Linked DNA regions of Homo sapiens: region 2 is linked to region 1. A link is a loop called in an ENCODE intact Hi-C map of the cell type or tissue named here. Cell type or tissue: mammary epithelial cell. All regions are shown on one strand. Links, peaks and the distances in the headings refer to the core of each region. The heading gives the core; the rest is flanking DNA.

Region 1 (15,429 bases), core at 3,921-11,920:
ATTCTGTTTTATTTTCATAGCATCCCCAGTGGTAGGTATTATCATTCTTATTTTATGGATAAGTACAAGGTCTTACTTTATGGATAAGTACAAGATTCTCTTAGTGTCAGGGTGCGGTGTCTCACGCCTGTAATCCCTGTACTTTGGGAGGTCAAGGAGGGTGGATCATTTGAGGTCAGGGGTTCGTGACCAGCCTGGCCAACATGGTGAAACCACGTCTCTACTAGAAATATAAAAAATTAGCTGAGTGGTAGTGGCGCGCACCTGTAATCCCAGCTACTCAGGAGGCTGAGTCATGAGAATCTCTTGAGCCTGGGAATCAGAGGTTGCAGTGAGCCGAGACCAGGCTACTGCACTCCAGTCTGGGCAACAGAGTGAGGCCATCTCAAAAAAAAAAAAAAGAAAAAGATTCTCTTATGTTAGTCTGAATAACACTTAGACTAGAACCCAAGGGCCTTTACTCCTGCCACAAAGATCTGCTGTCTTCATATTCATATAGGAGGGGGAAAATGCTCAGGAAAGTGGATTTTTTTTTTATTTCTATCTTGTCTGCTTATTCTCCACTTGTATCCTGTCTGGGCTAGGTTCCTGGAGACCAACATTTCTGGGTAAAGACCTCCAGATAAGCTGGGCACAGTGGCTCACGCCTGTAATCCCAGCACTTTGGGAGGCCGAGGTGGGTGGATCACAAAGTCAAGATATCGAGACCATCCTGGCCAACATGGTGAAACCCTGTCTCTACTAACAATACAAAAATTAGCTGGGTGTGGTGGTGTGCGCCTGTAGTCCCAGCTACTCGGGAGACTGAGGCAGGAGAATCTCTTGAACCTGAGAGGCGGAGGTTGCAGTGAGCCAGGATCTTGCCACTGCACTCCAGCCTGGTGACAGAGCCAGACTCCGTCTCAAAATAAAAGCAAAACAAAAAAAGACCTCCAGATAAGAGATGGGTTAGCAGATAGGAAACATGCAAAGGAAAATCCTGGTAGGTCTGGTTATTTCTATACATTTAGCAAGAATGGCTTTGAAAATAGTGTGACAGTGAAGAGAGTGGGAATTCTCTCATCAAAGCCCTGAAACATGTTTATTGCTTTTTAAGCTGCCGACTCTTTGTGACCCTGGAAAACAGAACACAGATGAACAATTTCAGTGCACTCAAGGAGCCAAGGACAGTTTGGAAACAAGCAGGATCCAAAATACCAGTAGGTGGGTCAACATTTTGTTGTTCTTAATGTCACTATGCCTTTAGACTTCTGTGTGTCTCTGAGGCCACTCAGTGATCTTCTTATGTCTAGTGACAAAAGGACTGTGAGTGATGAAGAAGAGTAATGCAGATTGGCAGGTTCTCCCACTGAGTGAGTAGGAAGAGCAGTGTCATGGGAACTTGAGGAGACATCAAAGCCCAAGTGGCTGGCAGGTTAATCAGACAGAACTCATCAGTTGTTAGAAGCAAAGCATCTTGCCTTTCCGCAACTGCCCAGATAGTTTTTCTTATAAAAACAAACACCAGGTATTCCATTTACCAGTGCTCCAGAAACTAAACTAATTGGAAACCAGGGTTGTTTAAAGTAAGTGTCACTGACTCCAGAGAGAGTTGAACAACATCACTATGACCCTGGGGTGTGTGATTTCCAGCCAGACGAATGAAATGAATTGACTTTAGCACAAATTACTGGAAGAAGAGTGTGTGTGTGTTTGTATATATGTTCATACACATATATGTATATATAATATATTCATACACATATACGTATATATAATATATTCATACATATATGTATATGTATTCATGCACACATAGGTATATATGTATTCATGCATATATATGCATATACACATATATTCGTGCATGTGTATACATACATACATATATTCATACATACACACACACATGCTGAGTTTTAAAGAACTTAAGTAAAACAGGCCGAGTGTGGTGGGTCACGCCTGTAATCCTAGCACTTTGGGAGGCCAAGGTGGGCGGATCACTTGAGGTCAGGAGTTCGAGAGCAGCCTGGCCAACATGGTGAAACCCCGTCTCTACTAAAAATACATAAATTAGCCGGGCGTGGTGGCGGGCACCTGTAATCCCAGCTACTTGGGAGGTGGAAGCTCAATAATAGCTTGAACAGCTGGGTGCGGTGGCTCACACCTGTAATCCCAGCGCTTTGGGAGGCCAAGGCAGGCAGATCACGAGGTCAGGAGATCGAGACCATCCTGGCTAACATGGTGACACCCCGTCTCTACTAAAAATACAAAAAATTAGCCGGGCGTGGTGGCGGGCGCCTATAGTCCCAGCTACTCGGGAGGCTGAGGCAGGAAAATGGCGTGAACCCAGGAAGCAGAGCTTGCAGTGAGAGGAGATCGCGCCACTGCAGTCCAGCCTGGGCGATAGAGCAAGACTCCGTCTCAAAAAAAAAAAAAAAGAATCACTCGAACCCAGGAGGCAGAAGTTGCAGTGAGCTGAGATGGCACCACTGCACTCCAGCCTTGGCAACAGAGTGAGATTCTGACTCAAAAAAAAAAATTAAATAAATAAAGAACGAACTTAAGTAAAACAAATTTATTTGGTGTGTGGGAATTTTTTTTCAATTTTTAAAAAATTGATTAAAATTTTTTTTGGTTTAAATTTAGTTAGGTATTATAAGTAAGGGAATTACTAAAAGGGCAATAATTTTTTTTTCTTTCTTTTTTTTTTTTGAGATGGAGTTTCACTCTTGTTGCCCAGGCTAGATAGAGTGCAGTGGCGTGATCTCGACTCACTGCAAACTCCACCTCCTGGGTTCAAGCGATCCTCCTGTCTCAGCCTCCTGAGTAGCTGGGATTACAGGTGCCCACCACCATGCCCAGCTAATTTTTTATATTTTTAGTAGAGATGGGGTTTCACCATGTTGGCCAGGCTGGTCTTGAACTCCTGACCTCAGGTCATCCACCCACCTCAGCCTCCCAAAGTACTGGGATTATAGGTGTAAGTCACCACTCCCAGCCAATATATGTTTTTCACGACAGACTAGTATATCAGTTTTAGTTTTTTTTTGTTTTTTTTTTTTCCTGTGGATAAATGGTAGCACTAATCCACAACTTTGAAGTCAGTTCTCCTGGAAAAAAAAACTTTTTATTCCTCGCCCTAGTGGTGATTGAGACTAATGACGAGTTTGCTGTTTGTTTCATGTTGGCAAATATGTATGTAAGGGAAAATGAAGGAAAATGTCCAGACATTTTATTTATTTATTTTTTATATTTTTGAAATGGAGTTTCGCCCTTGTTCCCCAGGCTGGAGTGCAATGGCGCGATATTGGCTCACTGCAACCTCCACCTCCCAGGTTCAAGCGATTCTCCTGCCTCATCCTCCCAAGTAGCTGGGATTACAGACATGCACCACCAGGCCTGGTTAATTTTGTATTTTTTAGTAGAGATGGAGTTTCTCCATGTTGGTCAGGCTGGTCTCAAACTCCTGACCTCAGGTGATCCACCCACCTTGGCCTCCCAAAGTGTTGGGATTACAGGCGTGAGCCACCGCGCCCAGCCAGACATTTTAGATCAGTGGATTTTATTCCTATGAAGGGAATAATGAAGAACTACCTAGCTGGCATCAGAGTGTTTGGCACTCACACCACTGATAGAAGCAAATGGGATGACATAGCCATTAGATGACAAAGAAAAACCCATAGTTGTTGTGGCCTCCCCTGCTCGGCACCCTCTTCCCTCAGAAGTACAAAGAACAGACCAAAAAAAAGTTTGACATTTTTCCACCTGTTCCTCTAGTCTTTTTGTGTGCTTAAAAAAAAAGTGACAATTACGATATGTGTAAGCAATTTTATGTCATGATTTTCACTTTACATTAGAATGTAAACATTACTCTATGTTATTAAAAAAAAAAAACCCTGTAAACTTATTTTGAAATTGTTGGGCTGGGCAAGGTGGCTCCCACCTGTAATCCCAGCACTTTCGGAAGCCAAGACAGGCAGATCACTTGAGCCCAGGAATTGGAGACTACCCTGGGAAACATGGCAAAACACCATCTCTACAAAAAATTAGCCAGGCATGGTGGTGTGCGGCTGTAGACCCACACCCTCTCCTACTTGGGAGGCTGAGGTGGGAGGATCACCTGATCCTGGGGAGGTCAAGGCTGCAGTGCCATGATTATGCCACTGCATTCCAGTTTGGGCGACAGAATAAGACCCTGTCTCAAACAACAACAACAACAACAACAACAACAACAACAACAAAAATAGTTGGATTTCACCTATTGTTGAATTTTAGGTTGCTTCATTCTTTATTCTGTTATGAATAGGGACACAGTTACTTGTAAATAATGCTTTGTTTTTGCATTTTGGATTATTTCCTCAGGATGGATTCTCAGAAGCAGAATTACTTGGTCAAAGGGTTTGAAGATTTTAAGGATTCTTTTCCCCTCCTTTTTAAGACAGGGTCTCGCTCTGTCGCCCAGGCTTCCTTGCAGTGGCGCAATCTCAGTTCATGGTTTTTTTTTTTTTTTTTTTTTGACACAGAGTCTTGCTATGTCGCCAGGCTGGAGTGCAGTGGCGCAAACTCGGCTCACTGCAACCTCCGCCTCCTGGGTTCAAGCGATTCTCCTGTCTCAGACTCCTGAGTAGCTGGGATTACAGGCGTGCACCACCACACCCGGCTAATTTTTGTATTTTTAGTAGAGACAAGATTTCACCATGTTGTCCAGGATGGTCTCCATCTCTTGACTTTGTGATCTGCCCGCCATGGCCTCCCAAAGTGCTGGGATTACAGGCGTGAGCCACCACGCCTGGCCAATCTCAGTTCACTTTATGGGGCCAATGTGTGAGGGTCGCTTGAAGTCTGGGAGTTTGAGACCACGCTGGGCAACAAACATTGTGTGACTTCATCCCTACCAAAAATACAAAAACTAGCTGGCTGTGGTGGCAGGTGCCTGTGGTCCCAGCTACTTGGGAGGCTGAGGTGGGAGGATCGCTGGAGCCTGGGAAGTTGAGCCTGCAGTAATCTGTGATTGTGCCACTGTACTCCAGCCTAGTGACAGAGTCAGACCCTATCTCCAAAAGAATTTTATTTTTTTAAAAAGGAAGCTGATCAGATCTACCCTCTCTGATTCAGCAGTCTCTCTGCTTTCTGGTCCAGCTGGAGAGTAGGGCATTCTAGATAACAGGGAATTCATATCTGTGCCACAGAGCACACACTTTTTTTTTTTTTTTTTTTTGAGACGGAGTCTCGCACTGTTGCCCAAGCTGGAGCGCAGTGGATCTTGGCTCACTGCAACCTCTGCCTCCCGGGTTCAAGAGATTCTCCTGCCTCAGCCTCCCAAGTAGCTGGGATTACAGGCGCCCGCCACCATGCCCAGCTAATTTTTTGTATTTTTAGGAGATACGGGGTTTCACCATGTTGGCCAGGCTGGTCTTGAACTCCTGACCTCATGATTCACCTGCCCCGGTCTCCCAAAGTGCTGGGATTACAGGCATGAACCACTGCACCCAGCCTACACTTTTTTTTCTTTGGAAATAGAGTCTCGCTCTGTCACCCAGGCTGGAGTGCAGTGGTGTGATCTCAGCTCACTGCAACCTCCGCCTCCCGGGTTCAAGCAATTCTCATGCCTCAGCCACCTGAGTAGTTGGTATTACAGGCATGCACCACCATGCCCAGCTAATTTTTTGTTTTTTTAGTATAGAGTTTTCACCATGTTGGCCAGGCTCACCTCAACTCCTGGCCTCCGCCTGCCCTGGCCTCCCAAAGTGCTGGGATTACAGGTGTGAGCTACCGTGCCCAGCCAGTTCATGCGTTTTTGAAAAGTTAATTGAATAGATGATAAAATGTACATGTTCATGAGATATTTATAAACTTTATTTGTTTATTTTTTTTCTGGAGACAGAGTTTCACTATGTTGTACAAGCTGGCCTTGACCTCCTGAGCTCAAGTAATCCTCCTGCCTTAGCCTCCCAAGTAGCTGAGACTACAGACCTGAGCCACCATCCTGGCTAGTTATGGGATATTTAGAGGAAAAAAAGACGCCTTTATGTTGCAAATGAGGAAGCCTTGGCCTAGAGAGATTGATGTTTGCCAAAGTCAGATAGTAACCTAGTGGTAGGTCAGGGTCTAGAATTCAGTGGGACTAGATTGAAGGTCTCTGAATGTTCTTCAGGATCTCTGATGCCTTAAGACTGTTTTTACAAACGTTAGGCCGGGCATGGTGGCTCACACCTGTAATCCTAGCACTTTGGGAGGCCGAGGTGGGTGGATCACTCGAGATAAGGAGTTCAAGACCAGCTTGGGCAACATAATTTTCTACTAAAAATACAAAAACTAGCCGGGCATGGTGGCGTGCATGTGTAATCCCAGCTACTTGGGAAGCTGAGGCATGAGAATTGCTTGAACCCAGGAGGCGGAGGTTGCAGTGAGCTGAGGTCGTACCACTGCACTCCTGGGTGACAGACTGAGACTCTGTCTCAACAACTACAAATGTTATTGTGCTGTCACTGATATGAAGGTGGGCCTGTTACCAGAGAATTCTGATGGACGGGCAGGAGCAGAACCCTCACCTGAACCATCACCTGTGATTTGTGGCATTTGCAGGGGAGGCTCTGCAACAGCCCAGGGATTGTGTCTTGTGAAACTGCGCTTCAACTGCGGGTTTCTTCTACCTCTGAAAATCTCCCAAGAGCACTTTTATAATCATGAAATCTAAACTTAGAAACTAAAAATACTCTTAGAGATCTTATAGCTCAGTCCTTTCATTTCTTAGCCAGGGAAGACCTAGAGAGTCCACTGCCCAAGCCAAAGCCACACAGTTTAATAGTGCACTCTTCACTCTGTCAAGCCACCGGCAGGGACCTTCTGCATCACCCAGCTGTCACTGGGACTCTACCAGGTAAGGATCCTTGTGGGCTGGAAACTGGTGGTGGAGCGGGGGTGGGGGTGGGTTCTGGCACCCTCTGCTGGTGCAAAGGGGTCAGTGCAACTCTAGGAATGGCTTAGGGAGTAGGGAACAGGTCCTCTGGATGGGCTGGTGGGCTTTTGGTTCTGTCAAGAACTTGAGCAAACTGATGTGTTTGTGTCCACCCCGCTCCCCCTACCTCCAAAAAACCCGTGCAATTCAGGATGAGTGTGGAACCTGTTTCTTCTGAAATCTATAATGCAGAGTCCAGAAATAAAGATGATGGAAAGGTACACTTAAAATGGAAAAGTGAGTATAAAGTCATGGGTTTTATTAGACAAAATGAAATTTAAAGTATATTTCTAATGTGGTTGATATTTCTAAGTACACAACCTGTGTTGCACATTTAGAACCATAGCAATGTCCTTCTGAATTTTTTTCTTTTATTATATTTCATTTTAAAAGCAGGGCCCTTCTGACTACAGACTTCAGAAGGGAAATGCTTTTTTTTTAATTTCTAGACTTTATAGGAAATATTTCTAATATATAAATGTATATTGTATAAGAAATGTAACAAAACAGTGCACAATACAATAAGTCCTCACCTTATTCTGTTAATAGGAAATGACAATGACTTTAAGCAAACTACGACTTTAAGCAAAACGATGTATAACAAAACCAATTTTACCATGGGCTAATTGATGTAAGCAAGAGTTAAGTTCCTATAGCATATTTCTGGTCACAAATACATCACCATACTTCTAAATAAAGACCAAGACACTTCTAATATTAAACATTGAAATAAATGTGAGCTATGTACACATTTAAGAGAGATTAATAAAAACAAGTAAGATAAGTAATTACCTGTTTATTCTAGTTCAGGGTCACAGGTGGCTGGAACCTATCCTGGCAACTCAGGGTACAAGGAGGGAACCAGCCCTAGACAGACACCATTCCATTGCAGAGTGTACTCACACACTCCCACTCACACAGACTGGGGCAACTTCAACACACTAGTTCACCTAACGTGCACATATTTAGGATGTGGGAGGAAACCGGACTACCTGGAAAAAACCCATGCAGATGCGGGGAGAACATGCAAGTGCCACACAGACAGTGGCCCCAGCTGGGAATTGATTGTTTTTTTTTTTTCTCATCAGAGTTACAATGAAACAATGTTGAATAAAATGACATTATTTGAGGAACTGCTACATAGATATTTACTATATAACATTATAAAAGTGGAGAGTATGCAGTGTCACTCTCATATCCTGTGGGCATTATTCTTTGTATCAGTTTTCTCTTACAGGCTTAAAGGATATAATGTCTATTTTTAATACTAGTCGTAAGTGACATTAGCAGAAGTGTTTGACAACATTTGAAATGAAAACATGCATATATGTATGCATTCCAAAAATATGAGCTCAGTGTAGTCTGGAAAGACTAGACAAACTCAAATAGAATACTTTCTATTATTACACACTAAGAACTATAGATGTCATTTTTCCTGTTAAAACTTCACAGGAAGAGGGTCTATCTGTAAGTTGTTTGCTGCCTTTCACCCTGGAAGTAAGCAACAAGGGCTGTTGTTTGGGATAACTGACTGAAATTCCCTTCTCTCTCTCTGTCATCAATTCTCCCCTGACCTCCCATTCAAGCCAAACAGGGCAAGCTAAGGATGATGCAACTGTAAAAAGGCAATTGTTACACTATGAGTTATAATAGTATTATGTATTTCTTTTAGATGAAAGCCTGTGTTTCCAGTGTTTACAGTGATGTTTTAAATGCTGCTTTCTCTTATGCACAGTGGAGGTGAAAGAAATGGCAAAGAAAGCAGCTACTGGACAGCTCACAGTACCTCCTTGGCATCCTCAGAGTAGTCTGACTTTAGAGAGCGAGGCTGAAAATGAGCCCGACGCCCTGCTGCAGCCCCCCATTAGGAGCCCAGAAAACACGGATTGGCAGCGAGTTATTGAGTATCATAGGGAAAATGATGAGCCCAGAGGAAATGGCAAGTTTGACAAGACGGGCAACAATGACTGTGACAGTGACCAGCATGGCAGACAGCCCAGGCTTGGAAGCTTCACCAGTAAGTTCACTTGCGGGAATCAGGATAGGTGAACTCAATCAAGTATCAGTCGGGCGAGGTGGCTCAGCCTGTAATTCCAGCACTTTGGGAGGTGAGGCGAGCGGATCACCTGAGCCCAGGAATTTGGGACCAGCCTGGTCAACATGATGAAACCTGGTCTCTACAAAAAAAAAAAAAAAAAAAAAAAAAACATTAGCTGGGCGTGGTGGCACACGCCTCTAGTTCCAGGTACCCAGGAGGCTGAGGTGGGAGGATCACTTGGACCTGAGAGGTGGAGGTTGCAGTGAGCTGTGATCATGAAACTGCACTCCAGCTTGGGTGACAGTGAGACCCTGTCTCAAAATAAAAATAAAAGTAAAAAAAAGTTATCAGCTCTCAAAAAAGTAAACTTTCCAGCATATTTTTTTTGGTTTGGTCCTCTCTCCTTTCCTACTTTTCTGGAAACCTTGAATTCCAGGGGAAGACAGTATAGCCCTATATCTCATTGCATTTCCCACAGGCAAACAGATCCAGACACTGATCAGTTTTTATATTACTGAAACAGGTCCCTTTGTCCAAAGGAAGTAAAATAATCAAATACTGACCCTGGTTTTGGCGAGGAATCGATCCTTCTTTACCTGGGGATAGAGGTAGGCCATCACTGCCTACTGCCCATGTCTCTGCATTGTATTCTAAGCTGAAATTAAATTCTCCCAGAATTTATTTAGAATGTATTCTAAGCTGGCATTAAATTTTTCCAGAGAGTCTATGCTGGAGGAACCTAGAGACACATGACATTTATTGTCATCGGTTTATAGATTTACAGGTTAAAAAAAATGAAGGCTGTATATTTTCAGTTGATAATTTGCTTATAATCAGGGCATGGATATTGTTTCACAGTTGTTTATAAGTTAAAGAAAGATACATCTAAACTTGTCATTTGTCTTAGGCAGAAAATCTATTGGCTTGGGTATTATTTGTATTTAGAATCTGTTTCTTGTCAAGCATCACTCTCGAATGGGTGGGCAGATGATCCAGGGCTGCATTTTGGGGTCAGGCTAAACTAACAGTCTCTACTCTCTGGACTGAACCTAACGTATGGGACATGGCCACTCTTGGCAGAATATGTATACATCTCTTCTTTCATGCCACCTTTATCCTCTTCCATGTTGTCTGAATATCACTGAATGACTTTGACCCTGACTGTGTTACAATCATTAGGTATCAGGCACCCATCTCCCAGACAAAAGGAGCAACCAGAGCATAGTGAAGCCTTCCAAGCAAGTTCTGACACATTGGTGGCTGTAGAGAAATCTTACAGTGTAAGTAATACTGCCTGGAAAGCCAAGTTGAACCCAAAGATCTAATAAGATAGAACTGAGTTATTGTTATGTGTTATGACACCAAAATAATAGCTATAGTAGTTCTTTTTGGCTGGAGCATGTGCCTTCATGTCACTGACATGAATAAAATAATCTTTCCTCCTGTCTGATACTTTTTAAAAAGTCAGTTCAACTCAATGAATTGTGTATCCTGGAGATTGGGAGAGTACAGAAAAGTGTCAGATTCAGCTTTGGCACATGAGTTTCTGGCATAGTTTGCTAAACAAAACTAGGGCAAAGCTCCTTCCCCAGCAGGCGACTGAGGTCAGTTAGGAGTAGGAAAAGCAAGGGCAGGGTTGCTATGAGAGTATCTTCACCTGGAATATCCTCTAAGGGCCAAACTCAGCACCCAGCTCAGTGGAAGTGATGTGTTTGTGCCTGACAACTGCACCTCAGCAGGATCTATATGCGTTTCCACTGCAGTTACAGCCTTGCTTCAGGGCTTTAACACACTCTAGGCCATAGCGCAGCCAGACTAAGAAACCAAAATTTTTTTATTGTCATTGACATGGGATTGCAATCATTTAAAGAATATAGACAGCAATTGAGAATGATACAATATATGAATACAATAGTGATAAAATGTAAGGTCTTTTGACCTATTGTATTTAATCATGGCATATGAACCATTCATAAGATCAACTTATTCTTTCTCGGACTTGAGGGCTGGAAGAACAGTCATATTAACCATACTGGCTGAGCTGGAGAAGCAGGCCTAGGCAGGAAAGTGGGGAATGTCTGCCGGAGGCCAGGACGAATTCAGTTTGATGAGAGGTAAAGAGGAGCAGCTGTTAAGTGCACAGGAAGGGAAGTGTGTGGCAAAAAGCAGTGTCCGAGGAAATTAGTCACAAAATCTCTGCCAAGAGATCACTGAAGGTTGGGTGTAGTGGCTCACACCTATAATTCCAGTACATTGGGAGGCTGAAGCTGGAGGATCGCTTAAAGCCAGGAGTTCAAGACCAGGCTGGGCACCATAGTATGACCCTGCCTACAAAAAAATGTAAAAATCAGCTGAGTGCAGTGGCTCACTCCTGTAATCCCAGCCCTTTGGGAGGCCAAGGTGGGCAGATTGCTTGAGTCCAGGAGTTTGAGACCAGCCTTGGCAACATGGCAAGACCCCATCTCTACAAAAGATACAAAAGTTAGCTGGATATGCTGCATGCCTCTAGTCCCAGCTACTTGGGAGGCTGAAGTGGGAGGATCACCTGAGTCTGGGGAGGTTGAGGCTGCAGTGAGCCATGATCAGGCCACTGCACTCCAGCCTGGGGGACAGAGTGAGACCCTGTCTAAAAAAAATAAAAATTAGTCAGGCATGATAGTGTGCACCTGTAGTCTCAGCTATTCGGGAGGCTGAGGCAGGAGGATCGCTTGAGCCCAGCAGTTCAAGGCTGCAGTGAGCTGTCATTGCGCCACTGTACTCTAGCCTGGGTGGACTGAATGAAACCATGTCTCAAAAAAAAAAAAAAAAAGACTGAAGTGAGCCATTTGTTTGGCCACATAGTAATCAGGTCCTGAATATTGTGAAATAAGCAGGAAAAAAGGGGTGGAGCAGAGATGCTAAAGAAATAAATTTGCAGGCCGGTCGCGGTGGCTCACACCTATAATCCCAGCACTTTGGGAGGCCGAGGTGGGAGGATCACTTGAGGTCAGGAGTTTGAGACCAGCCATGCCAACATGGTGAAACCCCATCTCTACTAAAAATACAAAAAGTAGACAGGTGTGGTGGCACACACCTGTGATCCCAGCTACTTGGGAAGCTGAGGCAGGAGAATCACTGGGACCCCAGAGGCGGAGGCTGCAGTGAGCCGAGATCATGCCACTGCACGCCAGCCTGGGTGACAGAGGAAGACTCTGTCTCAAAAAAAAAAAAAAAGAAATTTGCAGGCCGGGTGTGGTGGCTCATGTCTGTAATCCCAGCACTTTGGGAGGCAGAGGCAGGCAGATCACGAAGTCAGGAGTTCAAGACCAGTTTGGCCACCATAGTGAAACCCCTCTCTACTAAAAATACAAAAATTAGCTGGGCATGGTGGCACATGCCTATAGTCCCAGCTACTCAGGAGGCTGAGGCAGGAGAATCACTTGAACCTGGGAGGTGGAGGTTGCAGTGAGCCAAGATCGCACCTCTGCACTCCAGTCTGAGTGACAGAGAGAGACTCTGTCTCAGAAAAATAAATAAGTAAATATAAATTTGCTGCTTTTTACTATTTTATTTTTATTATTGAGACTACATTGCTGTTTTTAAAATGCTTCTTCATTTGCCTTTAACCTATAATACTCAAGGGACTCACAGGTTCTGAGTAGCCGCAGCCTCCTCATCTGTAAGATGATGCCAACACATGGGCTATGTCTCTGCCTGTGAGGGATTAGTGTGTTTAAATTCAGTCCTCAACTTGAGTTGACTAGGGCCTTTCTCCTTATTTAGAATATTAGAATAGGACGGTCACCTCATCTCCACCCATTCTGCAGATGATGATGCTGAGGCTCAGGATTAGCATTCCTTCATGCTATTCCAGTCAGTTAACAGCTGCTTTTCCCCACCAGGAAGGGAAGGCAGAGGCACATGCACAAAGAGGTAGGGAGAGTCAGCTCAGTGTCACACTGACTGCTGGGTAGTGTTAGATAACCCCGTTGTTAACACTGCATCCAACTATAAAGGGATTTCGTTACAATGAACAGCAACTTAAAAGTGATTTCCTACATTATTAATAGCATCAGTCCATGCAATCAACTTGTTCACCAGAGTCTTCTGAGGATATAACAGATGAATTTTTAACTCCAGACGGTGAATATTTTTACTCCTCGACTGCTCAAGAAAACTTAGCTCTAGAGGTAAAAAACGCAGTTCAGGGTAAAGTACCTTTTCACCTTTCTCCATTGCCTTATTTCTTTTATTGAGAAAAATAGCTTACATATCAAAGTATGTAATGTCTACCAGGATTTTTTATACCTTTTTTGGTGTCAGGAGTGTGATATGAACCCATGCATTCATACGTGTTTTGAAAAACATCTGAAAATTTTTTTATTTTTGAGGATGGGAAGTCATGTGCAGTTTCTCCCAAAATTGTGGTTACTGCATTTATACAGCACTTTGTACTTTTTTTTCAAAACTTTTTTTTTTTTTTAATTTTTGAGATAGAGTCTCGCTCTGTCACCCAGGCTGGAGTGCAGTGGTGTGATCTCGGCTCACCGCATCCTCTGCCTCCCGGGTTCAAGCGATTCTCCTGCCTCAGCCTCCTGAGTAGCTGGAATTACAGGCGTGTGCCATCACACCCAGCTAATTTTTGTATTTTTAGTAGAGATGGGGTTTCACCATGTTGGTCGGGCTGGTCTCAAACTCCTGAACTCGTGATCCGCCCGCCTCGGCCTCCCAAAATGCTGGGATTACAGGCGTGAGCCACCATGCCTGGCTCAAAATGTTTTTATTCATGCTACTTAATTCATACTTCCTAATGGGAAAGGACAAGGCTATCATTCCTCTCTCTGAGGAAGACTGGTGTTCTGCAGATATACGGAATTAATTAACTCCAGCCTGCCAAGTTTTAGTGATGGGAGAGCCAGGATTGAGGCAAGGGTTCAGCAACAAATATGAGACTGTCCAATATACCAAGTTTTCTTGGGAATCTGCCTAGCTTTTACAAGAACCTCCTGTACAGAGTATTTTCATTTGTAAAATGAATTTTGATGAATTCTCTTATTTACTTATTTTCCACCCTACCTCCCTGCTAACCTGGCACCTTTTTGGGATCTTTTACCTATATGAAAGGGAGGATTGTGTCAATCACAGTATTTGACTGATAAGAATTCTAGGATGCATCAAAGATGTAATTTCAGGCCAGGCGCGGTAGCTCACGCCTGTAATCCCAGCACTTGGGGAGGCCGAGGTGGGTGGATCGTGAGGTCAGAAGTTCAAGACCAGCCTGGCCAAGATGGTGAAACCTCGTCTCTACTAAAAATACAAAAATTAACCGGGCGCAGTGGCAGGTGCCTGTATTCCCAGCTACTCGGGAGGCTGAGGCAGGAGAATTGCTTGAACCCGGGGGACAGAGGGTGCAGTGAGCTGAGATCGTGCCACTGCACTCCAGCCTGGGCGACAGAATGAGACTCCGTCTCAAAAAATATATATATATAATTTCAGCTAGGTGTGGTGGCTCATGTCTATAATCACAACACTTTAGGAGGCTGAGGCGGGAGGATTGCTTGAGCTCAGGAGTTTGAGAACAGCTTGAGCAACATAGCAAGACCTTGTTTGAAAAAAAGGAAATGAAACATTACTAGTCCCCAAAAGACCCCTTGTGATCCCATCCAGTCACTGCCTCTTCCAAAAGGAACCATTGTTCTGACTTCTTACCTCGTAGAGTAGTTTTGCAGACTGGGCCAGCTTTTAAGCCTTCTTTAGCTCTTCTGATAAAGCTCCCAAGAACCAAAATATCTTTGTTGGAAGATTGGGTTGAATAGGGATAGTGATATAAGGAGGCGGAGTCACATAATTCCTCTTCACAATGAGAGGTGAGGGAGGACTTACTGAGGAGAGGACATATGATACAAATAAGTACTTAATGTCTAGGAAGCAAGTTTGTGCTTTTTCTATAAAGATGCAGGGATCTTATGAAGATTTTCAAGATTTAAGAACATCAAGAAATTATTGACCTTTTAATATGTCTGCCTCCAGTGAACCTCCTTTCTTTGCTTTTCTTTTGTTCTTTTTTAGACCTCGAGTCCCATAGAAGAGGACTTTGAAGGAATACAAGGTGCATTTGCCCAACCTCAAGTCTCTGGTAATAAGCCCTTAGGGAAGATTCCTTGAGAATCACTTCCCTTAAATTTCTTCTGTTGGATCACAGATGTTTAGAGCTGGGGGGATCCTGAGGGACAGCCTCGTCCAAACCTTTCATTATATGGTTGAGAAAACCAAGGTTCAATGATTTCTCCTCAATAGAACAAATCCCTTCCTCCTCACCAACCTCATGACATCCACGTGTTGTATTATTTATACCTCCCCTTGCATTTTTATAGCAAATGTTGTTGTAGTCACTGCTTTTTCCCCCTTTGGTCTCTCAAGCTTTCAGGCTCCTTGGTGTGCCACATAGCAAGTGCAGTTATCTTTGCTAAGC
Region 2 (15,429 bases), core at 2,784-10,783, 72 kb before region 1:
GCGTGAGCCATGGCACCCAATTTTTTTTTTTTTTTTTGAGACAGAGTCTCGCCGTCTCCCAGGCTGGAGTTGAGTGGCACAATCTCGGCTCACTGCAACCTCCGCCTCCTAGGTTGAAGCGATTCTCCTGCCTCAGCCTCCTGAGTAGAGCTGGGAATACAGGCACCCGCCACCACGCGTGGCTAGTTTTTTGTATTTTTAGTAGAGACGAGTTTTCACTACGTTGGTCAGGCCGGTCTTGAACTCCTGACCTCATGTGATCCACCCTCCTCGGCCTCCCAAAGTGCTGGGATTATAGGCGTGAGCCACCGCGCCCAGCCTTATTTTTTTTTTTCATTGTTTCTTTTGGTTCTTAAGAATGCTTTGGGGTTGCAGGGTTGTTACCGTTGCTTACTGTTTAAAGCTGTACCTTGCTATCATTTAATGCTTAGGAACTTTAGTGAGGTAAACGCAATGAGTTGTGGGTTTTTTTGTTTTTTGTTTTTTATGAGACAGAGTCTCACCCTGTTGCCTAGGCTGGAGTGCAGTGGCGCGATCTCGGCTCACTGCAACCTCCGCCTCCCAGGTTCAAGCAATTCTCATGCCTCAGCCTCAGAGTAGCTGGACTACAGCCACGCATGACCACAATAAGCTAACTGTATTTTTAGTAGAGGCAGGGTTTAGGCAAGTTGGTCAGGCTGATCTTCAACTGCTGGCCTCAAGCCATCCTGCCTCAGCCTCCCAAAGTGCTGGGATTTCAGGCATGAGTCATTGCACCCAGGCAAAACATGATAATAAAGTTAATTTCATGTGGGCCGGGCCTGATGACTCATGCTTGTAATCCCAGTACTTTGGGAGGCTGAGGCAGGAGGATGGCTTGAGACCAGGAGCTCAAGACCAGACTGGGCAGCATAGCGAGACCCTATCTCTATAAATATAAAATAATAAAAATAATAATATAGCTACTAAAAATGTTCAACTGAATATGTCGAATGTTGCCCACATCATATTCCACTGGACAAGCAGTGCTCTAACTTAATCTGTTTCCTTATTTTAAAGTTTCCAGAGAGCCTTGCTGTATTACTTCCACAAACTTACATGCCTGCTCTTCCTGGAATGCACTTCCCTGCCCTGCCCTTCTTCATCTACCTGGAAAACTTATACTTCAGCCCTTCCAAACTGCCTGGGATCCACTCAGTGCCACTGAACCCAGGGTGGCCTTATCTGTTACGTACCACAGGCACACTGCCTAGGGGCACTTCTTTTAAAAATCAGAAGAAAAAAATGAATTTTTAGGTGGAAGAAAATGTCATATATAATAATATATTCATCTTTTAATCAATGCAGTCATAAGATAGCATTTTTAACATATATTTTAATGGAAATGTATATATTTTATCAGAGGAGGCAGGCACACAAAGGCAAAAGTATGGGCCCTTCAAAATCGTAATGTGGCCCTGCTGAACTTTTTATAGGTCTGGCAAGTCTGTTTTCCCTACAGACTATGATCTTATTTATTGCAGGCAGACTCAGTCTCTGCATTATTCCTCTTAGTATCCCCAGTGGCTAGGCCAGCGGACTGGACCTTGAACATTTAAGTGGCTGTCAGTAAATGAGAAGTATGTGCTACATGTAAGTAATGACTTGAGAACAGGTGTTTTTCATCATTAGCAGCAAAGAAATTCAAGAATATGAATGGCAAAAATACTGGAGTAGACAATGTGGTCATCAGAAATGGAGTTCTCCCAGCATAGGAAAAAGGGTCTGTTAGTACCTGTGATATCAGAGCCATGAGGGGGCACAAATAATCATAGAGGCCTCAGAGCTGTGGTCAGCCTGGCATTCATGGATACCATTGAAAGCCAAAGTATTACTTTCCTCATGTGAAATCAAACCTTCTGGAATAAAATTAGGAAGGTAGTTCAATAATGAGATTATATAGTATAACCGAGGTGGGCTGGGTCACACTTTGTGGATGAAGGTAATCCAGCAATTGTCCTAAATCAGCAATTGTACTAAATAGTGTGGAGTTGGGTTTTTGCTGTTGTTTTTTTGTTGTTGCTGGGGGAGCGGTTAAGACAGGGTCTCACTCTCACTAGGCTGGAGTGCAGTGGCACAACACAGCCTCCACCTTCCCAAACTCAGGTGATATCAGCACCTCGGCCTCCCAAAGTGATGGGATTGCAGGCATGAGCCACTGCCCCTGGCCTAAATAGAGTTAGTATGGTTTTTATTGCAGAGCTTTGTGGCTGAGAAATGCAGCTTCAGGGCCAGTGTGTTTCAGGAGTGAATGGATTTGGCTCCCCACAACTCAGGGTGTTGAGTAAGACATTTAGTGGCCTGGCACATTGGCTCATGCCTGTAATCCCAGCACTTCGGGAGGTCAAGGCAGGCAGATCACCTGAGGTCAGGAGTTCAAGACCAGCCTGGCCAACATGGTGAAACCCCATCTCTACCAAAAACACAAAAAATTAGCCAGGCGTGGTGGTGCATCCCTGTAGTCCCAGTTACTCAGGAAGCTGAGGCAGGAGAATTGCTTGAACCCAAGAGATGGAGGTTGCCGTGAGCCAAGATCATGTCACTACACTCTAGCCTGAGTGACAGAGTGAGACTCTGTCTTAAAAAAAAAAAAAATTTAGATTCAGTTACATTGGCATTAATGACTTTTTTTTTTTTTTTTTTGAGACGGAGTTTTGCTCTTGTTGCCCAGGCTGGAGTGCAGTGGTGTGATCTCGGCTTACTGCAACCTCCGCCTCCCACGTTCAAGCAATTCTCCTGCCTCAGCCTCCCAAGTAGCTGGGATTACAGGCATGCACCGCCACAACCGGCTAATTTTGTATTTTTAGTAGAGACAGGGTTTCTCCATGTTAGTCAGGATGGTCTTGAACTCCCGACCTCAGGTGATCCATCTGCCTTGGCTTCCAAAAGTGCTGGGATTACAGGTGTGAGCCACCATGCCTGGCCAACATTAATGACTTTTCTTTTTTTTTTTTTTTGAGACGGAGTCTCACTCTGTCACCCAGGCTGGAGTGCAGTGGTGCCATCTCGGCTCACTGCAACCTCTGCCTCCCGGGTTCACACCGTTCTCCTGCCTCAGCCTCTCCGAGTGGCTGGGACTACAGGTGCCCACCACCACGCCCGGCTAATTTTTTTGTGCTTTTAGTAGAGACGGGGTTTCACCATGGTCTCGATCTCCTGACCTTGTGATCCACCCGTCTCAGCCTTCCAAAGTGCTGGGATTACAAGCGTGAGCCACCGCGCCCGGTCACATTAATGACATTTTAACAGTCACAACTGCTTTGTGAACTTATGTAACAAAACTCAGCTTTTAAAAATTATTGAGTATATATGTCACTCTCATATTTCTGAGCATCAACCCTTCCTTCCTTGACTCCCATGAGGCAAAGTGATGGTTGGAAATTCAGAGATGAGGTGAGACTCACAAACTGAGGGGCATGTCTTAGGACAGCACACCTGAGTTGGCAGGAACAGCCATGATCTGAGATTAATAGTTGTGCCTGTTGCTGCCCTTCCCCACACGTAAGGGAACTCTCCAAATAACATTCTGTACTGAGGGGCTGTGTTTCTCCATCTCAACTTATTTGGGGTCTTTGATTTAGTCATAATTTGGTCATGTAGTTGGTTTGATTCTGTGTGTGTGTGTGTGTGTGTGTGTGTGTGTGTGTGTGAGATATGTGTGCTATATATCTGTACACACATAATATGTATTATGTACAAGCAATTCTCCTGCCTCAGCCTCCTGAGTAGCTGGGATTACAGGCACCCGCCACCACGCCCAGCTAATTTTTTGTATTTCTAGTAGAGATGGGGTTTCACCGTGTTAGCCAGGATGGTCTCGGTCTCCTGACCTCCTAGTCCGCCCACCTCGGCCTCCCAAAGTGGGGGATTACAGGAGTGAGCCACCGCGCCTGGCCACTCAGTAATTTTTGAAAACTGAGTTTTAGGCCAGGCGTGGTGGCTCACGCCTGTAATCCCAGTACTTTTTACATCATACATACACAGATATAGACATACAGGAACACTCGGTTTGTTACCAAATCCGGGCCTGATGCTACTTCCCTGTGTGGCAGGAACTGCAGATACTTGAATCTTGGCAAAGTCACTTTGGGGGTCCCAAAGTACAGGGGGCAGCAGTCGAGGGGCAGAATAGCCTGGGTTGGGGGTAGCTGCATTTTTACATGCATTCTCTTATTCAGTCCTCACAGAAATCTTGTGAGCCAGGAAGGCAGTATTATTCCCACTTTACAATTTTAGGAAACGGAAACAGAGAGACAAAGTTTGACGAAGACCCGGAGTGGAGCAGCGATTCAGACCCGGCACAACCGACTCCGTTGCCTTCCCCTATGCCGCCCCCAACGCCACCGCCTCCCTGACTGCCCTGCCGTGCAGCGCCCGATTCAGACTGGTTGTTAGAAATCTACGCCAGAATCTTTACGTGTGTCCAGAAAGGAAAGGAATCAACATTTCGCATCAGCCTTCCCAAGATGGCAGCTGCTGAAGACGAGTTCCTGCCGCCGCCGCGGCTCCCCGAGCTGTTCGATTCCAGCAAACAGCTTCTGGACGAAGTCGAAGGAGCGACTGAACCCACCGGTTCCCGAATAGTCCAGGAAAAGGTGTTCAAGGGCCTCGACCTCCTTGACAAGGTTGCCAAAATGTTATCGCAGCTTGACTTGTTCAGCCGAAATGAAGATTTGGAGGAGATTACTTCCACCGACCTGAAGTACCTGATGGTGCCAGCGTTTCAAGGAGCCCTCACCATGAAACAAGTCAACCCCCGTAAGCGTCTAGATCATTTGCAGCAGGCTCGCGAACACTTTATAAAATACTTAACTCAGTGCCATTACTATCGTGTGGCCGAGTTTGAGCTGCCCCAAACCAAGACCAACTCAGCTGAAAATCACGGTGCTATTACCTCCACGGCTTATCCTAGCCTCGTTGCTATGGCATCTCAAAGACAGGCTAAAATAGAGCGATACAAGCAGAAGAAGGTGTTGGAGCATAAGTTGTCTACAATGAAATCTGCTGTGGAAAGTGGTCAAGCAGATAATGAGCGTGTTCGTGAATATTATCTTCTTCACCTTCAGAGGTGGATTGATATCAGCTTAGAAGAGATTGAGAGCATTGATCAGGAAATAAAGATCCTGGGAGAGAAAGACTCTTCAAGAGAGGCATCCACTTCTAACTCATGTCACCAGAAGAGGCCTCCAATGAAACCCTTCATTCTCACTCGGAACATGGCGCAAGCCAAAGTATTTGGCGCTGGCTATCCAAGTCTGGCTTCCATGACAGTGAGTGACTGGTATGATCAACATCAGAAACATGGAGTGTTACCAGATCAGGGAATAGCCAAGGCAACACCAGAAGAATTCAGAAAAGCCACTCAGCAACAGGAAGATCAAGAAAAGGAGGAAGAGGATGATGAACAAACACTCCAAAGAGCTCGAGAGTGGGATGACTGGAAGGACACCCACCCTAGGGGCTACGGCAACCGACAGAACATGGGCTAATCTTCCCACAACACCGCAGGACTGCAGGGTGCACACCTTCCCCGCCAAGGAAAACCATGCAGCCTTCCCCTCCCTGAGCTCCCCTACAGCTGTGTAAAACGAAGGCAAAGATGCTTAATGTTGCTTTGAGTTCAATAAAGTGTTAAATTATTATTATTATTTTATTTATTTTTTTGAGATGGAGTTTTTTACTTGTCGCCCAGGTTAGAGTGCAATGGCGCGATCTCGGCTCACTGCAACCTCCACCTCCTGGATTCAAGAGATTCTCCTGCCTCAGCCTCCCGAGTAGCTGGGATTACAGGCGCCCGCCACCACGCCCAGCTAATATTTTGTATTTTGAGATGAGGTTTCACCATGTTGGTCAGGCTGGTCTTGAGCTCCTGACCTCAGGTGATCTACCCGCCTCGGCCTCCCAAAGTGCTGGGATTACAGACGTGAGCCACCGCGCCTGGCCTAAAGTGTTAAATTATTAAGCGTGTATTTGTACCCTAGATGATGTGAGCCATCAATCTAGTTTTGGCATCATCATCCTCATCCTGGTGTGTTCCAATTTCTTAAGTGGAATGAAAAGAGCACTGAGGGCCAGGCGCGGTGGCTTATGTCTGTAATCCCAGCACTTTGGGAGGCCGAGGTGGGCGGATCACCTGAGGTCAGGAGTTCAAGACCAGCCTGACCACCATGGTGAAACCCCATCTTTACTAAAACTACAAAAATTAGCCAGGTGTGGTGGCAGGCGCTTGTAATCCCAGCTACTCGGGAGGCTGAGGCAGAAGAATTGCTTGAACCTGGGAGGCGGAGGTTGCAGTAAGCCGAGATCACGCCATTGAAAAGCACTGAGAAATAGGTTTGGATAATTAATGGCTGTATGAATTCTCTGAAAAAATAACAAAAGTTACTTCTATTATATGAGCCTGTGCAGAAAAAAGAAAAAAAATTTCTTATCACACAATGCGATTTCTTTTGAATCCTTGGGAGCGGCAGCTAGAGCGAACCGATCCGTAAGGGAGTTCAGTCAGATCGTACAGAAGCAGGTGGTGACGTTACTATAAGAGGCGGGCATATGTAGATAGGGGCGCAGTGATTGCCGGTTCTAGTGCGTTCTTCGCGGGAGAAATTTTCTAGCGAATACCAAAGAAGGTGTAGTCTGAGATGTGTCATACGAAGAAGCGGTAGTTTCGAAGCGATGCCTAAAAACAACTCATAATACAATTTGCCATGAGTATGTTGTGTGTTGAGGACGATGGTAAGGTATTAGCAATATTAAGTAAATAATGTCTTTGTGGCGGGGGAGAGACGCTGTTGGTCCTGATAAAGTGTTTTTCTTGGGGGAGGGTTTTTACTATGTGTTTGCTCCCGCGATTTCCCCGAATGAGAAAACTCGGCTGCATAACTTGTGGTAGTGGGGGACTGCTTTTGCGCTTTTCTGTCCTGTGATTGAACTAGTTTAAAAGACGGCTTGTGTGTTGTTGCGTGTGTTTATTTTCAGAGTTGTTGTAGTGGCGCGCGTTTGGTTTTGGAGTTGTGGTTATGACCTTACGTCTTCTTAGGTTACGGTCTGTTTTAATTAGATGCTCGCTAAGTATTTTATACCGTTTCTAGGAAGGGTGGAAAAATAAGCCAGACTGATGTGGTACGCACCTGTGCTAGCTACTCGGGAGACTGAGGTGGGAAAATCATTTGATCCCAGATGGAGACTTAATGAGCCAATATTGTGCCACTGCACTCCTGTCTGAGCGATAGAGACCCTATCTCAATGAAGAAAAGTAAAAAAAAAAAATTCCTGGGTCTTCAGGTGGGAAGTTAAGTACCTCATCCCTTGTAGTTCAGTTTTTCTGTGCAGATAAATTTACCAGTTTGCTATGTTAGCCTTTTGTTCTGGTGGGATGAATTGCTGAGGGTGGCTAAAGCCTGTAAACCCAGCACTTTGGGAGGCCGAGGTGGGTGGATCACTTGAAGTCAGGAGTTTGAGACCAGCCTGGCCAACATGATGAAACCCTGTCTCTACTAAAATACAAAAAAATTAGCCAGGCATGGTGGCGCACATCTGTAATCCCAGCTACTTTGGAGGCTGAAGCAGGAGAATCGCTTGAACCCAGGAGGCAGAGGTTGCAGTGAGCCGAGATCACACCACTGTACTCTAGCCCGGGTGACACAGTGAGACTGTCTCAAAAAAAAAAAAAAAAAAAAAAGCCGGTGCACAGGTGGTACACACTGGTACAGGTGGTGCATGCCTGTAATCCCAGCTACTTGGGAGGCTGAGGCATGAGAATAGTGTAACCACCCAAGGGGTTCACCTTGCCTGCTGCCTAGACAGAGCCAATTCATCAAGACAGGGGAATTGCAATAGAGAAAGAGTAATTCACGCAGAGCCAGCTGTGCAGGAGACCGGAGTTTTATTGTTACTCAAATCAGTCTCGTGGAGCATTCGAGGAACTGAGTTGTTAAGGATAACTTGGTGAGTAAAGGGAAGCCAGTGAGCCAGGAGTGCTAATTGGTCAGGGAAGAAATCACAGGGAGTCAAAGCTGTCTTCTTGTGCTGAGTCAGTTCCTGGGTGGGGACCACAAGATCAGATGAGCCAGTTTATTGATCTGGGTGGTGCCAGCTGATCTATCAAGTGCAAGGTCTGCAAAATATGTCAAGCACTGATCTTAGGAGCAGTTTAGGAAGGGTCAGAATCTTGTAGCATCCAGCTGCATGACTCCTAAACCATAATTTCTAATCTTGTGGCTAATGTTAGTCCTACAAAGGCAATCTAGTCCCCAGACAAGAAGGAAGTCTGCTTTGGGAAAAGGCTGTTACCATCTTTGTTTAAATTATAAACTAAGTTTCTCCCAAAGTTAGTTCAGCCTACACCCGGGAATGAACAAGGACAGCTTGGAAGTTAGAAGCAAGATGGAGTAAGTTAAGTTAGATCTCTTTCACTGTCTCAGTCATAATTTTGCAAAGGCTGTTTCAATTGTTTGAACCCCGGAGGCAGAGGCTGCAGTGAGCCGAGATTCCACAACTGCACTCTAACTTGGGTGACAGAGCAAGACTCTGTCTCAAAAAAAAAAAAAAAAAAAAAAAAAAAAAAGCATTTCCCGTATTGCCCAGACAAAATTATAATATACACATGACAAAGACACAAACACCAGTTATTCCCCTCAATATCTGAGTTTTAACCTGGTAAAACAGACAAGAGGTTCCCTCTGAGTGAGGCCTGTTGAGCTTCTGCTAGTGATTCCTTCAGGATTCCACCCCCTGACACACAGACAAGACAAGAACAGGCACAAGCCCTCACAAATCAGAATTCTAAAACCAGATTTGGGCCCAGCGTGGTGGCTCATGCCTGTAATTCTAGCACTTTGGGAGGCTGAGGTAGGAGGATCACTTGAGCCCAGGAGTTCGAGATCAGCCTGGGCAACATAGTGAGACCTCATCTCTATTTTTTAAAAATAATAATAAATAAATAAAAATAAAACCAGATTTGGCCAGCATGGTGGCTCACACCTATAATCCCAAAACTTTGGGAGCCTGAGGCAGGAGGATTGTTTGAGGCCAGGAGTTGAAGACCAGCCTGGGCAATGTAGCAAGATCCCACCTCTAAAAACATTAAAATAAATAAATAAAACCCAATTTTCTTTTTCTTTTTTTTTTTTTTTTTTTTTTTTGTGAGATGGGAGTTTTGCTCAGTCACCCACGCTGGAGTGCAATGGCATGATCTCGGCTCACTGCAACCTCCACCTCCCAGGTTCAAGTGATTCTTGTGCCTCAGCCTCTTGAGTAGCTGGGACTACAGGTGCTTGCCACCACGCCTGGCCAATTTTTTTCTTTTTTTTTTTTTTGAGACAGAGTCCCTGTGTTGCCTAGGCTGGAGCGCAGTGGTGCGATCTTGGCTCACTGCAACCTCTGCCTCCCAGGTTCAAGCGATTCTCCTGCCTCAGCCTCCTGAGTAGCTGGGATTACAGGTGCCCACCACCACACATGGCTAATTTTTGTAGTTTTAGTAGAGATGGGGTTTCACCATGTTGGTCAGGCTGGTCTCGAACTCCCGACCTCATGATCCACCTGCCTCACCCTCCCAAATTGTTGGGATTACAGGCATGAGCCACTGTGCCCAGCCTTTTGGTTTTTGTTTTGTTTTGTTTTTTTGAGACAGAGTCTTGCTCTGTTGCCCAGGCTGGAGTGCAGTGGCATGATCTCGGCTCACTGCAACCTCCACCTCCCAGGTTCAAGCAGTTGTCCTGTCTCAGCCTCCTGAGTAGCTGGGACTACAGGCGCCCGCCACCACATCCGGCTAATTTTTGTATTTTTAGTACAGATGGGGGTTTCACCGTATCAGTCAAGCTGGTCTTGAACTCCTGACCTCATGTGATCCACCCGCCTTGGCCTCCCAAAGCGTTGGGATTACAGGCGTAAGCCACTGTGCCCGGCTGCCCAGCTAATTTTCGTACTTTTTGTAGAGACAGCATTTCGCCGTGTTGCCCAGGCTGGTCTCAAACTCGTGACCTCAGATGATCCACCCACTTCGGCCTCTCAAAGTGCTAGGATTACAGGTGTGAGCCATCGCGCCCAACCAAAACCAGGTTTCTGAACTGAGACCCAAAGGGCCCAGGAGTACTTCCCCAAAACAGTGCCCTTTAACAGGACCCTCAAAGAGTTTACAGGGCCTCTGAGGAGGCCAACAGATCAGGAGAAGGGAAAGGGAATATGGATTATGCTTGGGAATAATCATCAGAGACATCTTCCGGAATCAGAAACCATTTCTCTGCTGCAAGCCAGCTTATGCGCCTAAGGTTGGCAATGCCCCTGCCTACAAGGGAGGTGCCAGACATGGCCCCTGGCTTAAAGGAGGGCTCGTCTCGGGGTGCCGAAATGTCAGGGTTCTGACATTCTGTTCCAGGACAGAATGAGGTCCAGCTTTTTGTTCTCACAGTCCAATAATGAGATCCAGACTGGGAAAGAAGGGAGTTTATTGGCCAGGTGCGGTGGCTCACTTCTGTAATCCCAGCACTTTGGGAGGCCAAGGCAGGCGGATCACCTGAGGTCAGGAGTTTGAGACCAGCTTGGCCAACATTATGAAACCCCATCTCTACTAAAAATACAAACATTAGTCGCCGGGTGCGGTGGCTTCTGCCTGTAATCCCAGCACTTTGGGAGGCAGAGGCGGGTGCATCATGAGGTCAATAGATCGAGACCATCCTGGCCAACATGGTGAGAACCCATCTTTACTAAAAATGCAAAAATTAGCTGGGCATTGTGGTGCGTGCCTGTAGGCCTAGCTACTCGGGAGGCTGAGGCAGGAGAATCGCTTGAACCCGGGAGGCGGAGGTTGTGGTGAGCTGAGATTGCGCCCCTGCACTCCAGCCCAGCCTGGTGACAGAGTGAGATTCCTCAAAAAGAAAAAAAAGAAAAAATTAGCTGGATGTGGTGGCAGGCGCCTGTAATCCCAGCTACCCAGGAAGCGGAGGCAGGAGAATGGCTGCACTTCAGCCATTCTCACCACTGCACTTCAGCCTGGGCAACAGAGCAAGACTCTGTCTCAGGAAAAAAAAAAAAAAAAAAGAAGGGAGTTTATTTCTGCAACTGGTTACAGGGAGAAGGTTGGAGTAACTCAGCAGACCAACTAAAAAAGTTAAAAGTTTTGGCCAGGCGCGGTGACTCACGCCTATAATCCCAGCACATTTTGGGGTGCCGAAATGTCAGGGTGTTCTAGGACAGAATGAGGTCCAGCTTCTTGTTCTCACAGTCCAATAATGAGATCCAGACTGGGAAAGAAGGGAGTTTATTGGCCAGGTGCGGTGGCTCACTTCTGTAATCCCAGCACTTTGGGAGGCCAAGGTGGGCAGATCACCTGAGGTCAGAAGTTTGAGACCACCCTGGCCAACATGGTGAAACTCCAACTCTATTAAAAATACAAAAATTAGCTGGTAATGATGGTGGGCACCTGTAATCCCAACTACTTGGGAGCCTGAGGTCTGAGAATCGTTTGAACCCAGGAGGTGGAGATTGCAGTGAGCTGAGATCGTGCCACTACACTGCAGCCTGGGCAACAAAGCAAGACTCTGTCTCCAAAAAAAAAAAAAAAAAAGTTACAAGTTGTTTTTTTTTTTCCAAAGCTTCTATACATTCAAGGTCCATGCCTATAAGCGGGAGTGCACCTACAAGGTGGAGTGTTTCATTCAATCTATATCTAATCTTTAACTAGGATCTAGGGTCTGGAAAGCTTTCTCTAGAGTCTTGGAAAGTTTCTTAAGTGGTCCTTGGTACAAGGTGTATGTGTAAAAATGCTATTATTATTTGATCAGACTTTAGGGCCTGAGAAAGGCCAGGTGGTGTCTTAATGGGTTTGTTTTTGCATTCCAGCCCTTGTAGTACTCAGGCACCAGTTTCTCCAATTCTTTTTATTTTTTATTTTTGAGATGGAGTCTTGCTCTGTCGCCCAGGCTGGAGTGCAGTGGTGCAATCTCAGCTCACTGCAAGCTCCACCTCCCGGGTTCACGCCATTCTCCCGCCTCAGTCTCCCGAGTAGCTGGGACTACAGGCGCCCGCCACCATGCCCGGCTAATTTTTTGTATTTTTAGTAAAGATGGGGTTTCACTATTCACAGGATGGTCTCAATCTCCTGACCTTGTGATCCGCCCGCCTCGGCCTCCCAAAGTGCTGGGATTACAGGCATGAGCCACCATGCCCGGCCCAGTTTCTCCAATTCTTTAATGTTTAACATATGCATTCATCAAAATTATAGTAAAGGGTTAGTGGAACCAGATTGTTCTGGCTGCTGATGGAAACCTGGACTGCCACAAAGGGGGCACTGAGCCATGGTTAAATGCCCACAAGGGGCATCTTTTCATAGGATCACTGCTAAATTGTAATCCCACGTGGCAAGTCAGTATAGTGAGACACTGGGTTGCAGCAGAGAAAGAGGTTTAATCATAGGGCTGCAGAATAAGGAGATGGAAAGAGACCTCAAACGTCTCCCAAACACATCCTTTTATAAGGAACCCACTCCTGCCATAACGACCTACTTCCTTTATAATGACAATAGCACTAATCCATTCATGAGAGTGGTGCCCCCGTGACCTAAACACATCTTAAAGGTTCTACCTCCCAACACCTCCATATTGGGGATCGAGTTTTTAACATATAAATTTTGGGGGACACATTCAAACCATAGCAGTAGGTACACCACAGACACTTGATTGTAAGAATGATGGTCAGGTGTGGCTGTCACATTTGGAAAGTTAAAATTTCTCTGCATAGTTCTTATGCACAGTAACAGCTAACAACTACAGTGAACTTGTTTGGTGCCAGGTACTATGCTAAGCACTGTACACAAATTAGTTCCTTTGAAACTCTCAGACCAGGCGCCGTGGCTCACGCCTGTAATCCCAGCACTTTGGGAGGCTGAGGCAGGCGGATCACAAGGGCAAGAGATCAAGACCATTCTGTCCAACATGGTGAAACCTCGTCTCTACTAAAAATACAAAAAATTAGCTGGGCATGGTGGTGTGCGCCTGTAGTCCCAACTACTCGGGAGGCTGAGGCAGGAGGATCGCTTGAACCCAGGAGGCAGAGGTTGCAGTGAGCTGAGATCGCGCCACTGCACTCCAGCCTGATGACAGAGTAAGACTCCGTCACATACACAAAAAAAGAAACTCTCAGCAACCCTCTGCTTATTATTATCCCCATGTTACAGATGAAGAAATTGAGGCCTATCAATGTTAAATAATTTCTCCAAGGTCACACAGGGAGGTGACAGAGCCAAGACAGTTTCAGAGTCTGAACTGTGAACCTAAACCACTATGTTATACTATCTAGCTTTACATAATGACTGCATTTGTGTTCTAACCTTTCAAAGTCAATACTCTCCAAGTTATCTTAATGACACAATAAACGTGTATTTAGAATTTTACTTCCTAGAAGTCCTCACTTTTTCAGTCCTGGGAATTAGTGACAAATATTGTATTAGTCTGTTCTTGTGCTGCTAATAAAGACATGCCGGAGACTTGGTAATTTATAAAGGAAAGAGGTGTAATTGACTCATAGTTCTGCAGTGCTGGGGAGGCCTCAGGGAACTTAAAATCATGGCAGATGGGAAGCAAACACGTCCTTCTTCACGTGATGGCAGGAAGGAGAAGTACTGAGCAAAAGAAAGAAAAGCCCCTTATAAAACCATCAGATCTCATGAGAATTCACTCACTGGTCACAAGAACAGCATGAGGGTAACCGCCACCATGATTAAATTACCTCCCACTAGGTCCCTCCCATGACGTTGTGGGGATTATGGGAACTACAATTCAAGGTGAGATTTGGGTAGGGACATGGAGCCAAACCATATCAAATATATTCAAATATATATATTTTTTACTTGTCTCTTCTCACCATTCTATATTCAACAGTATATTCAAGTTCTTTAATTTCAGCGATAACACTGAGGAAAAACATTAATCTCATAGAGTTTCAATAATTATTCCCCTAATCTTCATTATTAATGAAGGTGGCTGGACAGGTTTCTAAATGTAAAAGAATTAAGTTGTTTCCTTGCATTTCTGGTTCAGTTAAAATAAGCATATTGCTCTCTTTTGGAACAGGATGTCTCGGGCTGTTCGTCTTCCAGTCCCCTGTCCTGTTCAACTTGGTACCTTAAGAAATGACTCCCTGGAAGCTCAGCTTCATGAGTATGTCAAACAAGGGAACTATGTGAAAGTGAAGAAAATTCTTAAGAAAGGTAAGCACCATGTTGAGATGGCAGATGCACCTTGGTACACATTTCTGAATAGCGTTCAGAGGAAAAGGAATGTCATAAAGGTATGAATGAGTCCTTGGGGAAATCCAGAAATTAAATGTAGAAATTAGATGTTCTCTAGCAGTGCAGTCAAGAGAGGTGTTAAATCCTCATTTTGAGGATGTTTTGTTTTGTTTTGTTTTGTGTTGGGGAACCACAAGCGCATCCAACTGCTACTGCTAGGCTCCTATGGTTTCTCTGAAGTCACCCACCTTTGATTCTGCCTGATTTCTTTCCTTGAAATCTGCTCCATCCATTAAGTTCTCTGACACCCGTGGTTGACTAAGGAGGCCAGTGTTCACAGCTGTCCCCTTCCTTGCTCCTTATTTCCACTTGGTGCCTTTTTTCTGGGGTTTTCTAGCTGAAGGATACAGGCAGACATGGCTCAATGGCTGAAGCAGTCTTCAAAAGAACCAACAAACATGTCATGTGAATTTGGTCTGAGAAAACAAACCAAAGAACCAACAAACAAAAACCCATATACAAACAACCTTTTCTGGTGTTTGGCTCCTGTTTTTTTTCTTTTTCTTTTGGAGACAGAGTCTCACTCTGTTGCCAAATGCAGTGCAGTAGCATGATCACAGCTCACTGCAGCCTCAACCTCCACGGGCTCAGGTGATTCTCCTGCCTCAGCTTCCCAAATAACTGGGACTATAGGCGTAAGCCACCATGCCTGGCTAATTTATGTGTTTTTTGTTTGTTTTTTGTAGAGATGCTTTCGCCATGTTGCTCAGGCTGGTCTAGAACTTCTGGGCTCAAGTGATCTGCCCACCTCAGCCTCTCAAAGTGCTAGGATTACAGGAGTGAACCCAGACCTGCTATTTTCAGTGTAAGCAGAGGTCCTGCTTGATCCCCTGTCTCTTTTCTTAGTATTGAAGGGGAGGCTTCTGAAACTTTTCTTTGCTGATTTGTGGAATAGTCAGGGTGACCTGGTTTTTCTCCACTTGCTTCAATAGCATTCCTGAAGACGTCCAGAAAGGTAACCCCAATTTTCCACCTATCCCACTGAATAGTTCTCTCATAAAGTTCTCATGGCTGGCACAGTGGATCCCACCTATCTGTAAACCGAGCACTTTGGGAGGCTGAGGCAAGAGAATTGCTTGAAGCCAGGAGTTCAAGACCAGTCTGAGACCAGCCTGGGCAACACTGTGAGA

What was found. Peaks named below come from ENCODE experiments on the same cell type or tissue, not always from the same donor. Only the 100,000 strongest peaks of a DNase experiment are listed, where the experiment ranks them.
Region 2: it touches region 1 in a loop (8-fold over the local background); 11 of 110 quality-filtered maps call a loop at or near these places.

What each region holds. Positions count from the first base shown.
Region 1 is chr17:58,579,329-58,594,757 of GRCh38, reverse strand. TEX14 (testis expressed 14, intercellular bridge forming factor) reads left to right here. Exons shown (of 32, transcript NM_031272.5): 15 at 1,097-1,203; 16 at 6,737-6,862; 17 at 7,092-7,177; 18 at 8,676-8,957; 19 at 10,158-10,258; 20 at 15,027-15,093. It overlaps LOC107985048 (a long non-coding RNA gene), which reads right to left. Exons shown (of 3, transcript XR_001752952.2): 3 at 14,531-15,429. Among named protein-coding and RNA genes, the nearest start is that of SEPTIN4, 43 kb to the right of the region's middle. RefSeq lists a silencer at 6,865-6,954. In mammary epithelial cell, for the core only: a CTCF peak has its summit at 6,927 (motif pointing left); a DNase peak (open chromatin) is centred at 11,077.
Region 2 is chr17:58,650,655-58,666,083 of GRCh38, reverse strand. It overlaps TEX14 (testis expressed 14, intercellular bridge forming factor), which reads left to right. Exons shown (of 32, transcript NM_031272.5): 2 at 14,082-14,218. The coding sequence starts at 14,083. It overlaps IGBP1C (IGBP1 family member C), which reads left to right. Exons shown (of 2, transcript NM_001395966.1): 2 at 4,255-5,660. The coding sequence starts at 4,485. The coding sequence ends at 5,507. It overlaps LOC124904122 (U1 spliceosomal RNA), which reads left to right and starts at 6,779; the gene lies at 6,779-6,935. LOC105371842 (a long non-coding RNA gene) reads right to left here. Exons shown (of 3, transcript XR_934885.3): 3 at 14,493-14,677. RefSeq lists enhancers at 4,375-4,876, 6,739-7,509, 7,641-8,193. In mammary epithelial cell, for the core only: no CTCF peak of the experiment used is centred there; a DNase peak (open chromatin) is centred at 7,023; H3K4me3 peaks cover 511 bases; H3K27ac peaks cover 565 bases.